Linked DNA regions of Mus musculus: region 2 is linked to region 1. A link is a contact called in ENCODE Hi-C or POLR2A ChIA-PET data. All regions are on one chromosome and are shown on one strand. Each heading gives the region's core, a stretch centred on a gene start or an enhancer-like site at or near the end of the contact. The rest is flanking DNA. Distances are from core to core; before and after follow the strand shown. Region 1 holds the start of Coq8a (coenzyme Q8A). Region 2 holds the start of Psen2 (presenilin 2).

Region 1 (7,629 bases), core at 1,714-4,213:
TCCCCATGCTCAAGGCAGGTAGACTCTCTGATCCGAGTGGCCCACATCTGCACTGCACACCCATCCCAGGCCTACAGGCAGCCCCAAGGCACACACGGGAACTCTGAAGGCTGATGAAACTACTCTAACTTTGACTGTGCTTGTGGTTAATGATTTTTTTTCAATTGTGTGGAATATGGGTGTACTTAGTGCATGCAAATTTTATCTTAATAAAAAAGGATAGAATAAAATAGTTCCAAAGCCACTCAGCCCCATTATGTCTGATACTAACATCGTCACCTTCCCCCAAGTTAGTTCCTTCTCTTATGACCTCTATTTCCAGTACTGACACCATTACACAACTTCTTCACCATCTAGAACTCTGACCCACATATCCTACCTGTATATATTCAGTCCACACGCTGAGTTCTATGGTCCCTCTGATTCTACTACCTGTGACTCAGGTCACCCTGTCCTTAAAGGCTGCCCCTCCCACCCCTTCACGCCCATTCCCATCATACAACCAACTAGAGAAGAAGCAGGATCTTTGAGCGCCCCCGCCACTACCTCCTTTCTCACTGGCTCTCCCCAGTTCTTGACTGTTAACAGGAATGTTAGAACTATTCCCAGTTGCCAAGCCAAAACAACACTTATAATATTCCTGTCTAATTTTGCACACGGCTCTGGTTTCGACTGGCAAAGAGAATGACTCAGGGTCCGTGGCTCTTAACGGAAAATTATCCTGCCAAGCTGTGAGCCTCCCAATAATAAACCTCTCTTAAGAAGGAAGTGACTTCCCTTCCAGGTCTTTTTCTGTGGGTAACAAAGGGCACCCCAAAACCCCTACTTGGAATGCTCCTCCTTCCCCAGCTGCAGAATCCTGGCACATTCCCACAAAAATACAAATTCACTGCAAAGGCTTCGGATATTTTTCTTTTCCAGTGCATCATCTTTCATCTTCTCCGAACAGCCATCATTTTAGGACTTAATACTAAATTCTAGGTTCCACAGAAAGCAAAATGTAGACCCAAAAGCAAAGCCTCTCACTCTACACAAAAGAAGAACTGGACCATGGTTTCTGGTGCTAATCAACAACAAATGCATTCTGCAAACTGCGTGTGTGCAGACACTGCACGGAAACACCTGCATGTGTGTGCATGTATACGTGTGGTGTGCAGCCAGACACTCCCTGCAGACACAGGCATGCTCTCCTTCCACATTACAACACACGCACATGGCTAAGCAAACTGCGTGGATAAGAACAGTGCGCCCTCAGAAAGTCTCTTAGCCAGCATTTAGCGCCCACTTGTTTGCTCACCGTTGAAGAACCATCCTATGGTGGTTCCCTGTGCTAACCCGCCAAGGCTCCCAATGTTCCTAGGGGCAGAAACTACCAGTTTTCCACATCTTCATAATTTGTGCCTACTTAGTCACATTCATCAGGCACAAAGGCCCAGGGTTTCAGCCGCCAAGTCTCCCTCAGAATGTTTCACCCCTACCACCCAGTGCACTCAGGGTTTCACCTTTAAAGCCCCCACCGAATGCCTTCCACCATTTGTTTACAGCAGTGACTGTAACACTGTCTTAAACTTCCCAACTACTTGTGGGCAAGTTGCACAGAGGTCCTGGCAGCATGGGGTGACCCTGTCTAGAGTCCTGCCTGCATAGTTCTCAACCAAATTTGCTCTTGGGGGTATTTTGCAATGTCAGGGGACATTTTCAGTTGTCACAATTGGTGGGATTGGGTGGCCGTGGGGGTGTCACTATTTGTCTAGTAGTACAAGCCAGGGATTCAGCTACACACCCTGCATAAGATAAGCAGGCACAGTAAACAAGATTAGGTCCAACATGTTAATAGTCTGGAGTTGGGAAGTTCTGTCTCAGGTGGTTCATTAGCTCAGAGAATGCACAGATTGCCTGCCTCGCTTTTGCTTTGTGTCACCTGGTCCACAAGTGGTCACAATTCAGCTGTCTTCATTATTCACAAGGCTAAATATAGCATCCAAAGCTACCCTCGGAGTCGTACAGACACTGCTCTTGTAAGCCAACAAACCCCTCTAGCCTCTTCTCAGAAGTGCCTTCCTCACTCCAAATGTTTCCCAACAACCTCCCTGCCAGCATGGCCGCCAGCCACAGCACAACTGGATGTCTGTCATGATCACTAGTCCAAATCCTCCGGCAAGAAGGTTGGCCTGACACACCCCAGCTCCAGAGTCCCGTTCCACAGACACCAAGTCCAAGTGAGCCTAAATCAATTTTCTACAGTGCTGCAAGCCCAACCCAGATTGGATGTCTGCACACAGCCTCTGCCCCTTCAGGCTGCCTAGCCAATGAAGGGTCCCAGAACCCAGACCCGCCCCTACAGCGTTCTCCCTCTGTCCCCTCACACTCTGAAGGTGGCTTGGTTGAGTTATGTGACAGCTTCTGTGCAAGAGAGTGCAGGAGCTGTCAAAACTGGTAGTGTGGCCATCAGTGTCTGGGAAAAACAAGAGGACGGACCAAAAAGAAACGAAGAAAAAGGAACAAGGAAGGGACTTCTTCCCAGACTTCACCCCAGCCGTGAAACCCAACAGCTGGCTCGGGCTTAGAAGTTGTAGTTCTGACACAAACTGCAGCCAGAGCACACAGTTCGAGGGTCTGAGAGTTCAGAACATTATTGGGAGAAAGGCAGCCACGTGCGTGGACGACGCAGAGGCCACAAGCAACCCTCTGCTCGCTGAGCCAGACCCGGGTCGGGAAAGGGCTGCACCGTACGCAGGCCGCACTGTCACTTGAAAGTATAAGAAGGGACCCCGGGGTGCTGAGGTTAGCAGCGGGCCGGCAGGCGACAGCCTTACCGGGCTGCAGGAAGGTAGCTCCTCCGTCCGCAACGCAACGCCTCCGCGCGCTCGCCCCGCTGCGAGCGCTCCGCACACTCTCCGCTTCTGTTTACCTTCTAGCCCGGGTGCGCACGCCGCGCTCCGCTTGCCCCGCCTCCGAGCCCTCCCATTGGCTGAGCCGCTGTTTGTTAGCTGCCCCGATGCCACAGGACGCAGTGGGAGCGTGCTTACCGCGTGCGCAGCTCACAGCCAATAGGGACTGAGGGTGGAATAAAAGCAACCAATGAGAGGCCGCCCTTGAAGGCCGCGGTCCCTAATCTGCCTGTTAGCTGTCTTTTCTCCCGGGCAGGGAAAAAAGCCTGCAGTTGTTCTGCGCCTGCGTTCTGAAGATTGACAAGCGTTCACCTGGCAGCCACGTGAGGGTCGCCTGGGTACCGACGCTAGCTCAGCTTCCTAGGGGTCGGGCCGGGAAGACCTCAGAAGTTTTGATGGGACCACAGAGGAACCCCCCAGGCCCCCGCCCCAGGACCTAGACTAGGCCCGGGTTGGTTTTTTGGTTTGGTTTGGTTTGGTTTGGTTTTTTGCCATGTGATGAGGCTTCTGCCTGGGTTCCTCCAAAAGCACTTGGCCTAGGGAAGTGTTATGGCGCTGACACCAAAGTTCTATACCCTTCAGCTCTGTATTTAGACTAATTGTGCTTGCTTATTATGAGCGCCAATAAAAAAACAATCCTTTTCCAAGGTGAAAAACAGCCCTGAGGAGTGCACTCAACACACACAACATTGACCCACAACATCCCTAAGGGACTGCTGACCCAGAAAAGATAGGGTTGCGACAGGTCCATGCCACCTTTGTACCAAATGGGAGAAAATACCTAGCCTTGGGGCCTTTCCAAGATGCTTCCGTGCCAGCTCAGCCCTTTCGCCCAGCAATGCTAGGCCAGCTTCCCTCTAACGAACCTAAGACAATCGCTCGCTTCTCCCATGGTTTATTTTCCGTTTTTCGACAGATTGATATGATTTGGACCATGTTTCAAACAAAACAAAACAAAAACTCTGAAAGTATTCTCTATGCTTACTGTCTCCACTTCTTTTTCCATCCTTCTCCACAAAATCAATCTAATAAGGCTTCGATAGTTCGGATCTTGAATATTTTTTCCTCAAAGACCACTTTGGTCCCAAAGGGAAGTAGGCATAGGGAGGCTGTCAAACATTTAGGAAGTATGGCCTGATGAAAGAAAGTCACATCACTGAGGTTGTGACTTTATAGGGAATATTAGGACCTGGGAGCCTTCTCTGCTCCCATGAGAAGCCAACAGCTACCATGAGGTGAGCAGCTCTGCCCACTACACCATCCTACCATGACTTGCTGCTTCATGAGAGACCCCAAAGTCACAGCCCAATGGACCAAGGCCTAAATAAATCTTTCCTATTTCTAAGTTGGTTATCTTGAGTATTTTGCTGCATTATAGAAAGCTAAGGCTTTTCTGTTTAAAATACAGGCTTTAAGCATGCAGATTGCTAGTCTGATCAAAACTGAGATGGGCTCTGCCATTATTTCTTGAGTCTCTCTGCCCAGGCTTATTTCTCCAAGACTCCCACTGTCTGTACTCCTATCCTTGGTGTTAGTCCCTGGGGTTGACGCTCTATTCATTTTCCTTCTTTTCCAAGCTGGGATAATGTCCATGGACTTATTTCCAGGGGTGGTCTTTCCCCAGCCTGCTCGGCTCCACAGGTAAACTAGTCACTTCACTCACCGTGGGTTTCAACCCCAACACATCTTATTATTCTTATTGTTTCCTTGTGTCTCTATTTTGGGGCACATCATTCTCCTACTTTTGTCTTGGTTTATTTTTTAGACATGCTTCCGATCAGTTCTTTGAATGTTTTTGAAATAGATGATCTAAGGGTTTTGCCTAGATAGTTAGCCCAGGATCTTTTTTTATTTCCTCTGTGTTTATTACTGTAGCTCTGTGTGTCTTGTACTGCTGTTAAAATCTGGCTATCTTAACACAACATGGCATCTTTGGAAATCAGATTCTCCCCAGGAGCCCTTATAATTGTTGTTTAGTAACTTTTCAAAACTAATATGGGAAGTCTGTGGGGTGTGTGTGTGTGTGTGTGTGTGTGTGTGTGTATTATGTGTGTGACTATTAACACATCTACTTGGCTTACTGATCAGGTAAGAGGATGGACACAGATTTTCCTAAATGCCTGGAACCAGCAAGTTACCTGCCTCATACCACTGGTTGCTTGTTGGGGCCTGCCTTCAACACTCAGCCAAAAGGTTGACAACTCTACCTTAACCTAAACTTCCTGCTTGCACAATCTCTGGGGCACTCAGAGGTGAAGGCTAAGGGCCTCCGCCAGTTCTTCCTGACCGTAGCATGGCCCAAGCACAAGCATATGTGGACATGTCAGTCACTTCAAGATTTTGATTAGTCTGTGTTTACCCAAACTACGGAAGACAGCTGAGCTACACAGTTAAAGATGGTTAAGGCTTAAGTAAAAATGAGGACTCTTTAAGGGGGCCCTCCTTTTACCCCCAGGTCGTCAAAGGATGGCAGTTTTGTAAGGAGAAGGCTTCATATTCCCAGCTTCGTTTTGCTCCCTGAGGTGGTAGCCTGGATGCCCCAGGGATGCAGGTTGTTGTTTTCAAGACCTCCATGCAGCTGGTGTGAGTAAGGGGCTAAGAATAGAGCAAGCTGAAAACTCTAGTTTGCTACAAACATTCTGTGAGTTGCCAAAGTTTGAAGAAGAAGAAGGAGGAGAAGGAGGAGAAGGAGAAGAAGGAGAAGAAGAAGAGGAGGAGGAGGAGGAGGAGGAGGAGGAGGAGGAGGAGGAGGAGGAGGAGAAGAAGAAGAAGAAGAAGAAGAAGAAGAAGAAGAAGAAGAAGAAGAAGAAGAAGAAGAAGAAGAAGAAGAAGAAGAAGAAGAAAAGATTCAGTTTTCGCCAGCTTCTCTGTTATCTCTGTGGAGGACAGACATTCCATGCCTTCGCCATTTTCCACCTCCTTAGTAGAGTTCTTTGGCTTAACCCTTGAATATCATCCACCTTGACACTCATCCCCTGCCCTTTGGCTGTCAAACTATTGAAACGATAAACCTCAAGAAGCTGAAATTTCCCCCAGGAGTCTATGCTGGGTGAGGGAAAAGGATGAAGCCTGTTGCCAGCCAGAGGGAGAGTTTGTCTCCTGGAAGACACACAGTTCTGACAGTGCAGTTCCACTGTCTTAGTTCCATGCAGAAGAGGCTGGAACTAAGACAGTGAAGAACAGGACCACACTTGACAGGAGAGCTTAGTTCTGCACAGCTAGGCATTCTATTCAAACCTAAACCTCATGTCAGGAACCTGAAGACTGACTGGGGGTGGGACTGGACCATACCCTTGAGACCACACTGAATACATCTTTTCTGCTTTGCACTAGATGTTTAATTAGCCTGTTGACTAAGACTAGCTTGTTAAGGTTGCCCAGCCCAGGCTCTGACCCCAACAACTCAACACTTCTAAGAACCAGTCATATCTTCCACTGCTGAGACCCGAAACCTTGTCATCCTTGACACCTGCTTCCACCCCACCTCGCATCAAACCCAGCCTGTCTTCGAGCTGACTGCTGAGTCAACCAGTTCTTACCTCAGCATCACAGATGCCCTGAGCTAAGCCAGCATCATTTAGCACCTGCATCATTAAGCAGCTCTCTGGTCCTCTGTCTATTCACATCCACCTACAGTGATCCTTTGTTTTATTCTAAAGCAAAAAGGCAGACCATACCATGTAAATTCTCTTCCTGCTGCTGACTTCCTGTCTCGTCAGAGGAAAGTCCCAAGACCTCACAGACCACAAGACTCAGTATGACCATACCCTGGGGATATTCTTATCTTCAGCTGCTCCACCCCCCCCCACCCCTCCTGTTCTCACTTTACTCCAAAGGCCTCCTCAAAGTGCTCAGAAGTGTGAAGAGCAGTCCCAGCTCAGAGACTGCACGGGCTCTCCCTGTCCAGAATGCCCTTGGCTTCTACCGATCCCTCACAATATGTCACAATATGCTGAAATACAACCCAGCCCGACCCTTATTTGGGTACAGTGTGGGAGGGGGACTCGACACTCCTCTAACTTATTTTCTTTCTGTCTCTGGTGCTTCTTACTACTGGATGTAATCATTTGGTTATCTGGGATGTAAGTTAGTTCCATGAGAGCAGAAACTTTCTCTGGCTCACCATTGGATCTCTGGCAGCTGGCACAGTTGGTGGCAAACTGAAGGTGTTCAACAAAGTCAACATAGCCTGGGGTAGAATCCCAACTCTGTCTCTTACTGCGTGACCCTAAACTAATGAAACTTTGGATGCCCCCGTTTCCTTCTGTATAGCGCTAGTACCCATATCTAATAGGTTGTTGAGAACTAAATAGATAAATATATGCAAGGCGCTGTAGATACTTTGTGCCTGGTATATAGTATATATTAATATAATTTTTACTCAAATGATAACCCGTTCTAATACATATCATATATTCAAGAAGGTACTGCACGCTTTTCCAGAGTTTGCAAAAGTGTTACTATATGGTCTATAGAGACATTGAAACTAAAACTTTTACATTTAAAAAGGCCTATTACTTTCTGCAATTTCAGCTAATTCCTTAGCTATCATACCTCAAGAACGTTCACATTTTCTCAGTGTCCTTACACACAGCTGATTATGGATTTGGACATCTGGAACAACCAAGAATCAATTCATTTGTACTTATGGGGTTTGTGTGTGTGTGTGTTTGTTTTCAACTTGTTTACTTAGTAATTTCATCTTTTACTCTTCATCAACAAGTCAACGTACAGTCTT
Region 2 (7,585 bases), core at 4,131-6,630, 60 kb after region 1:
GGCTTTTGGGAGATCTCATGCAGAGCTGGAGTTAGAAAGTCAGACCCTAGACCCTCACATGGCTTATGGTCTGCATTAAACACCATTAACTCTGTCTCTCTTGAAATACCTGGGTTGGAGCAATTTTTCTCATTTCATGAAGTCGCCTGGGAGACAGTTAGGAGGAAGAGACAGGGAGGGTGCCTCTAGCAAGCCACCCTCAGGTAAAAACTAGAATTTTTTTCCTTTCTTTTTGTTTTGTTTTTTGAGACTGGGTCTCACTGTATATAGCTCTGGCTGTCCTGGAATTCGCTCTGTAGACCAGGCTGGCCTCAGACTCAGAGATCTGCCTGCTTCTGTCTCCCCAGTGCTAGGATAGGAGTGTGCCACCGCCACCAGGTGCAGAATATTTTTTTCTTTAAATTAGACACAGCAGCCAGTGGCTGCATAGACTAGTGTGACATGAACCATACTTCCTGGACAGCTTCTAGCCATGCAAGGTGGCAGGAGCTATTTCCCCCCCTCTATGAACAGCAGGGTAGGTTCCCTTGTAAGATTGATGTAAGCATCTGGCACAGTGGCTAGTCAGTGAATGGGAGCCTCGATGGGGACAGGAGGGGACATCGAGAGGGGATTAACAAAGCCAGCAGCTGCCCTTCTTTGGAAGCTAGGGAACTGCTAGGCCACCAGACTCACGAACAAGAACAGAACAAAGGCCAGGTCCCAGGGAGATCCTGTTTCCCTCCAGCCTCAGCCTGACGGTGGGAACATTTTGTCAAAGGAAAGGAAACTTCCACAGATGGCGTCAAAGCTGGAGTGAAGACCTTAAGGGCCACTGGCTGGTCCCCCATTTCACAGTTCAGGAAACCAAAGCCCAGGGGAGCTGGGGATGAAGCGAGACTCAAGGAGACAGATAAGGACCAGTTTACAGGTCTCTAAACTGCCCACAGAACGATGTCATCTCCCAGCCAATCAGAACCATCAGGTTCCTGCAGAGACAGGCAACTATCTACACCCACACCCTCTGACTCTTTGAGAGTGTTCTCAGGCATTTGGATGGCGTATATCTTGCTATGGACAAGGATGTATCTAGAAACAGCCCCTGCCCACTCCCAGATCATTCCAGCTCAAAATCCTTTTTTTGTTTTGTTTTGTTTTTGTTGTTGTTGTTGTTTTGAGATAGGGTTTCTCTGTATAGCCCTGGCTGTCCTGGAACTCACTTTGAAGACCAGGCTGGCCTCGAACTCAGAAATCCATCTGCCTCTGCCTCCTGAGTGCTGGGATTAAAGACGTGCGCCACCACCACCCAGCCAGCTCAAAATCCTTAATAAAGTGTCTCACACTCTCCAGACCCAAGGGCTCTCTGAGCCCCTCTCAGTCCTGCCAGTCTGTGAGGCTCAGAGGTGGACCTGCCAACTCTTAGCAATGAAGGAAGGAAGTGGGGTACTGATTTTCTGATTCAGTTCAAAAGACGAGTGGAAAAGTTTTTCGATAGGGGGTTAGTAAAAGCAATGAAGACATTTTCAATGACTCGTCACCAAATTCGGTTTTCTAAGATGTGTCAGGTAGCTTTCTGCTACTAAGGCAAACATTTGAAATACAATTTACATTATTTTAAAACAGGGTAGTTTACTTTGCTTCAGATTTATAAGCTAGTCCAGGGTCAGCTGGGCTTTCAGCTTTGGGCCTGTGGCACACCAAAACTACTCAACTCAGGCCCAGAAGGTGAGAGTGCCAACAGCCTCATGCCTCCAATGACCAGACCTTCCACCAGACCCCGAGACCTGAAATACCCGCAGGGACCCAAAGCAGCGATTCCCAGGCTGAGGGGGAGAGGGTGTCTCTTAAAGACATGTTTTTATAATAAGTATGTATTACTTTTATTTTTAAAAGCATGAGGAAGTTTCTTTCTGAGGTGTAACAGGAAGGCGGTCAGCCTTTCATCCCCTTCATCTGCAAAGACGAACAAAGCAAGCAACCTGTTCTCTGAATCACGGGAGAGGCCACAGACAGCTGTCGCCCTAAGGAGGCCTTAACTTTCCTGAGGATTGACCTGGTGTTTTCTGTCTCCAGAGTGTTCAGGTGGCAGCATTACCATCCCTAAACCCGGGGAGGAAAGACTGCATGTGGACTGAGCACCACTCCCCAGCGGCCATAGCCCGACAGGTGAGCTGACAGTGACAGAAACCTTTGCTGTCTGCGGGTTCCAACTGATCAGAAGCCCAACCTTAAAGAAACAGCTAAAATACAGCCACACAGATTTTTGTTAGAAAGATCCATGTGACCTACACACACACACACACACAGACACACACAGACACACACACACAGACACACACACACAGACACACACACACACAGACACACACACACACAGACACACACAGACACACAGACACACACACAGTGTTATGGTTCCTTCTCTCCTCTCTCAGTTTTTTTTTTTTTTTATTTTTTATTTTTCTATAGCCAGGATGACCTTTGTTTTGTTTTGTTTTTCTAATGAGAGAACTCACTACTACAGCCAGTAGTAGTAACATTAAACTCCAGATGTCCCAGCCTCTCTACCTCCAAGCACTGGCATATAGGCATTTTGGGTTGGTCTTGAACTCAGAAATCTACCTGCCTTGCAGTTTGGGGTTTTTAGGGGTGGGTGTTAAGATGAAGGGATGGCACTTGTCTAGAATCAAAAGCACTGGGAGAGGGAGGCTGAGCAGGAAGACTGTCATTAACTTAAAGCCTGCCTTGGCTACATACAGAGTACCAACCCAACCAGGGCTACGCACCAAAACCCTGTCTCAAAACACAAAAACATTTTTTTTTCTCCCAAGTTCTCAGGAAGTCGTTAATGAAGACCTCACAGAAATGTTCTGGGTAGCAGTTTGGATACAGGTCAGAGGTGACTGAGCAAGCTAGTGTACAACTCCAAAAGTATATACATGTAGCAATGTCCAAATCCTGTGCTAACAGACTGTAGGGCCACATATCTGGGCAGCTGGGCCCCCATCCCTGACACCCACACCCCAGAACTCAGGTTCCCAACATTAAAGGAGTCATAATTAACTGTCTCAGTGTTCCTTTAGCTCTGTTTGGTGACTTAACAGTTGTTGCTGTGTGGTTGGGTGGTTGGTTGATTTTTGGGGATAGTGTTTCACTACATAGCTCAATTGGCCTGAAACTCACTACACAGCCCTGGCTTGTCTTGAATTCACAGCAGTTCTCTTGCTTCAGTGATTATGCACTGGAATTACAGACATGAGCTATCACATTACTTAAGCTTCCTTTAAAAAATTAAATTATATTTTATGTGTATAGGTATTGTGTCTGTCTGTATGTCTGTCTAGAACAGATATATCTGTGTAGTACATTTGTGCCTGGTATCCACAGAGGTCAGAAGAGGCTCTCCTAGAACTAGAGTTACAGATGGTTGTGGGCCTCCATGTTGAACAGGGGTTCTCTGGAATTGAAGCCAGCCCTCTTAACTGCTGAGCCATCTCTCTGGCCCCAATAGTACGTTTTTATAATAACTGTGATAACCACTGGGAAAAAAATGGCTCTTTATCATGAATGTCCAATTCCTATCACATGGGCATGTCACATGGTTATTATCATCAACAACCCAGAGAGACCAAGTCTGGCGAGAGACTCTTACATGGCAAACTGTGCAGTGGAGTTGTGAGCAACCACAGAAGAGCCACTGGACAGGGTATGGCTAGACACTGCTCCAGGCTGACACAGCGGCAGCGGCAGCCTCTGGCAGCATTCCGCATCCTAGTCTGTTTTGCCTTCTCAGAGAGCAGAAATATTCATTTCCACATACGAATGGATGTACAGCCTATATTTTGGGCATAGGTATGGGGCATGTCTACATAGTAGGAGATAGTTCTCCAAACCGGACCCGGCTTCCAGCTCAGTCCGCACCTCCACTCACCCACACCTACTTTCTGTCAGCTTCCTTCCCATCCTGCACCTCTGCCATTCTTCACTCTATCCCTGCCCACCTGATTCTAGCCACTGTCCTGGGAGCCAAGGAATGAACCCAGACGGTCACCTCTAGGCTAAAGTCGGGATGCTGGCCCCTTCACCAACGGAAAACACAGGATCTGCTTCTGTTTCTCAGGCTTCCACAGAGCCACCCACACCTAAAGGAAAACTTGAAGCTTACACACCTGAAGCAACTTATACAGAGCCTTTAATTACTGCCCAAAGTCTTGGCTGAAGGCCTGAGAGGCTTAGGTGTCCACAGAGGGACTATACAGCCAGCAGGTGCACCTATTCTGAATGGTTGCGTCTCTCTGACTCCAAGAGACTATTCTGGGGACGGAGTTAAATTGGTCTGCATCTGTTCTGATTTTGAGGCTCTCTAATCCTCCATCAGTAAATGGATGCAGTCATTTCACAACCATTCATATCTTTAAAGAAAAATCCCTAAGCAGAGGTGCTAGGACATTTCATTTAACTGGCAAAGGACTTATGTCTGGATAGCAGAAACAGAGGCCCAGGCAGCAGGCTCTAAGCCTGGTTTCCCTGTATCTTACACAGGAGACCTTGGGCAACCGCACTTTTTAGTTCTGGGAGTTGTTCTTCTCACCCTCCTTTTCCTCTCCTGGCCGGCCGCATGCATGCTTGGCTAACAACACTCTACCACACAGCTACATCCTCAGCCCTAGGCGCAGTTTCTTCATCAGTATAATTCAGTGGCAACTAGCTCTTGCTTTGCCGAGTTCCTTCGGTTCAGAGGCTTGATTCTGGGCGTCTCCCTACTGCCTTAAGGGATTTACAAAACACTGAACACAGCTGGTAACAGAACGCCTGCCTCAGGCCCTGTTGGGCGCCTCGCTCCTCATACAGGAAGAAGTTCTTACTCCCATCTGTAGCAGAGCCCAGGTAGACCAGGTCAGAGCCTGGGTAGCAGGGACCAAAATGCCTGGTGAACACAGCGGTGAGACCCACGTGCACTGGCCCTTTAACACCTCACTCCGCGCCTGGGGTTCTGGAGGCAGGAAGGGACGCGAGGGCACCCGGACGCGGCCAGAGGCCCAGAGCTGCACCCTACGCTCCTTCCAAGCCCCAGTTCTGGGCCGGCCGCACTGCTGCCTCCCCAGCACTTTCTCCTCGCCCCTGAGCCGGCCGCAGAGGCCGAGATCGCCGCAGGGGCCGCAGCTTGGAGCCCAGACCCTGATGCCCCGGGAGGGCAACGGAAGCAGCGGTCAGGGGCGTGCGCACGAAGGGCCTCGCTGCATCCGGGCTCTCCATGCTGCCGGCTACCCGCGATCGGTGACAGGTACCCGGCCGCACACACCCAGCCCCCGCCCTCCGCTCACCTGCTCCGCCGCGGCGCGGGGTAGAGTTTACGCCGCGGGCGGAGCGCCTCTCCTGGGCTAGCGCCGGCCCCGCCCACTGCCCCGGTTCGCCAGCGCCTCAGACACGCCCCCGGTGGGGGACACGCCCACTTCCTGGCTCCGCCCCTGTCCCGTCCCTTGGGCGGTGCCAGGTTCCCCTGTGCACTTGCGCCTTCATCGTCGGTTTACAGGAAAACACTGGGTGCAGAAGGTGCAGGCCTTCGCTGTGTCTTGCCCTGGAGACCGCAGCATCATACTGACATTGAAATCTGAAGTTGGCTAGTGCCTTTTCTTAGGGGCCTGGCAGCGCCACTGGGACAAGGGGTGGGTATTTGCTTTGTGATTTCAGGAGCCTCTGCTGCCCCTCCCTCCTCCGGTTTCATGCACTTTAAAATGGAGTCTAAAGTAAGCTAACATCGGGAGCCTTCTCCTGATTGATTTTTTCCAGAGTGCTTCCGCGACATACATGGGGAGCTCTGGGTAAATATGAACTGGGATAAAATTGCAACGAGATCTAGGAATCAGCCTCGGGGTGAGGGCAGGGAGGGGTTGTGATCGCAGGATCGGTCTGTGGAGTGAGTTGAAATTGTCAACAATTTGCCACAGTTGTCATTATCTCATGTAGCTTTATTTCTCCTTTAATTACTGTGAAATTCGTATAACATAAAATTGTCATTGTAGGGCTGGGGATGTAGTTCAACTAAGTGCCTGCCTAGCATGCAGGAAACCCTGAGTTTAATACTCAATTCTGGTGTATGCATGGCTGAGTAATCCTGTCACTAGAAGTCCAAGGTCATTCCTAGTTACATAGCAAGTTCGAGGCCAGCCTGGGACACATTAGACCTTGTCTTTAAAAGAAAAAAATACGGCTGGGCAGTGTGTACACCTTTAATCCCAGCACCGGAAAGGCAGAGACAGGCACATCTCTGAGTTCAAGGCCAGCCTGGTTTACAGAGTGAGTTCCAGGACAGCCAGGCTATATAGAGACCATGTCTTCACCACCACCATCACTGCAAAAAAGTAATCATTTTAATTTAAGGTATTTAGTGACTTCAATGTGTGCCAATCTGGCTTGTGTGATTGTAAAACAGCCCATTGCTTAAAAAATAAAAGGCAGTTGTATAATTGAAAGGTTTCCTGTCCCTCTCCCTGACCCTGTTAGACACCAACCTACTTCTGAGTCTGTGGACTTAGCTCAACATCTTGAATTTTTTCCTTAACACAATTGAGAAAGTGGGTTCTACCTGGCAGATAGCATAGACGCATGAACGGAGGTCCGAAATCTCCCTCTTCTGCTTGTCTGTTGCAGTTCCTTACCCTTGCTGGGCCTCGGTTTCCTCATCTGTGAAAGGATAGTGTGAGGGCCTTCAGAGGAACATGGCACATTACAGAGAAATGAGGGGGCAGGGGGCAGCGTGGATCCTGAACAGACAGTAAGTGTTTCCTTCCTCTGCCTCCCTTCTCGGCTTGAGGTGGTGTGGGTTTCATTTTGTTCTGTTTGACATTGAAATGATAGCCCATAGTACTCCTCATGTCCACTGTCCCTCCCCCTGTAGGGGCACCATCCTTCTCTACTACAGATGACTCTTATCATGTGGAAGTTGTGGACAGAAGTTCTGGACCTGGGCATGCTCACCACACTTGAAAAAGCCCAATTGTGCTGTAATGGAGGCTTCTCTATTGAACAGGACTTACAACTAACACAGACAGGCCACTGTCTCAGTCCATTCAGGCTGCTATAATAAACCACCAGAGGCAGGCAACTTATAACAATAGAAATGTGTTTTTCCGCTGTTCTGGAGGCTGGGTAGCCCAAGATCAAGACCTTAGCAGGCTTACTGTCTGGAGAGGACTTGCGTCCTAGTTTATAGGTAGTCTTATATAGTATCCTTCTATGATGACTACGTGGCAGACAGCGCAGAATCAGTAGACCTAGGTCTGAAATCTCCCTCTTGTTGATCTCATCCATGAGGCCTGTGTTCCTGTGGGCTGATCACTGCCCCAAGGCTCCACCTCTTAACCTATAACCATGGGGGTTTGTATTTTAGCACAGCAACTTTGAAGGGACAAAAAAGCATTAAGACTTCAGCATATGCAGAACATAAGTAATAAAACAGTTCCCAAAGACTGAGCAGTTATCTGCTACTGCAGTGTAGCCTCGCCTAGTCTGATCTGGGTATTTAGCATCTTAGGTTCTGGGCAACACTTTCTTTGTTGGACTTTTATAAAATTTTTAGTTACATATTTATATTTTGGGTGGCAGT

What was found. Hi-C counts contacts between places; a loop is a spot of excess contacts on that map. ChIA-PET counts read pairs that join two places held with the same protein, here RNA polymerase II (POLR2A).
Region 2: POLR2A ChIA-PET joins it to region 1 with 13 read pairs in Patski. The contact joins the promoter of Psen2 here to the promoter of Coq8a in region 1. A Hi-C loop is called at or near these places in 1 of 37 maps with a recorded cell type or tissue (left cerebral cortex). POLR2A ChIA-PET finds 5 or more read pairs at or near these places in 2 of 5 experiments (Patski and embryonic stem cell).

Annotation. Positions count from the first base shown.
Region 1 is chr1:180,193,057-180,200,685 of GRCm38, forward strand. Coq8a (coenzyme Q8A) reads right to left here and starts at 2,964. Exons shown (of 15, transcript NM_023341.3): 1 at 2,817-2,964.
Region 2 is chr1:180,250,920-180,258,504 of GRCm38, forward strand. Psen2 (presenilin 2) reads right to left here and starts at 5,381. Exons shown (of 11, transcript NM_001128605.1): 1 at 5,304-5,381. It overlaps Gm31728 (predicted gene, 31728), which reads left to right and starts at 5,486. Exons shown (of 3, transcript NR_168339.1): 1 at 5,486-5,645; 2 at 6,631-6,754.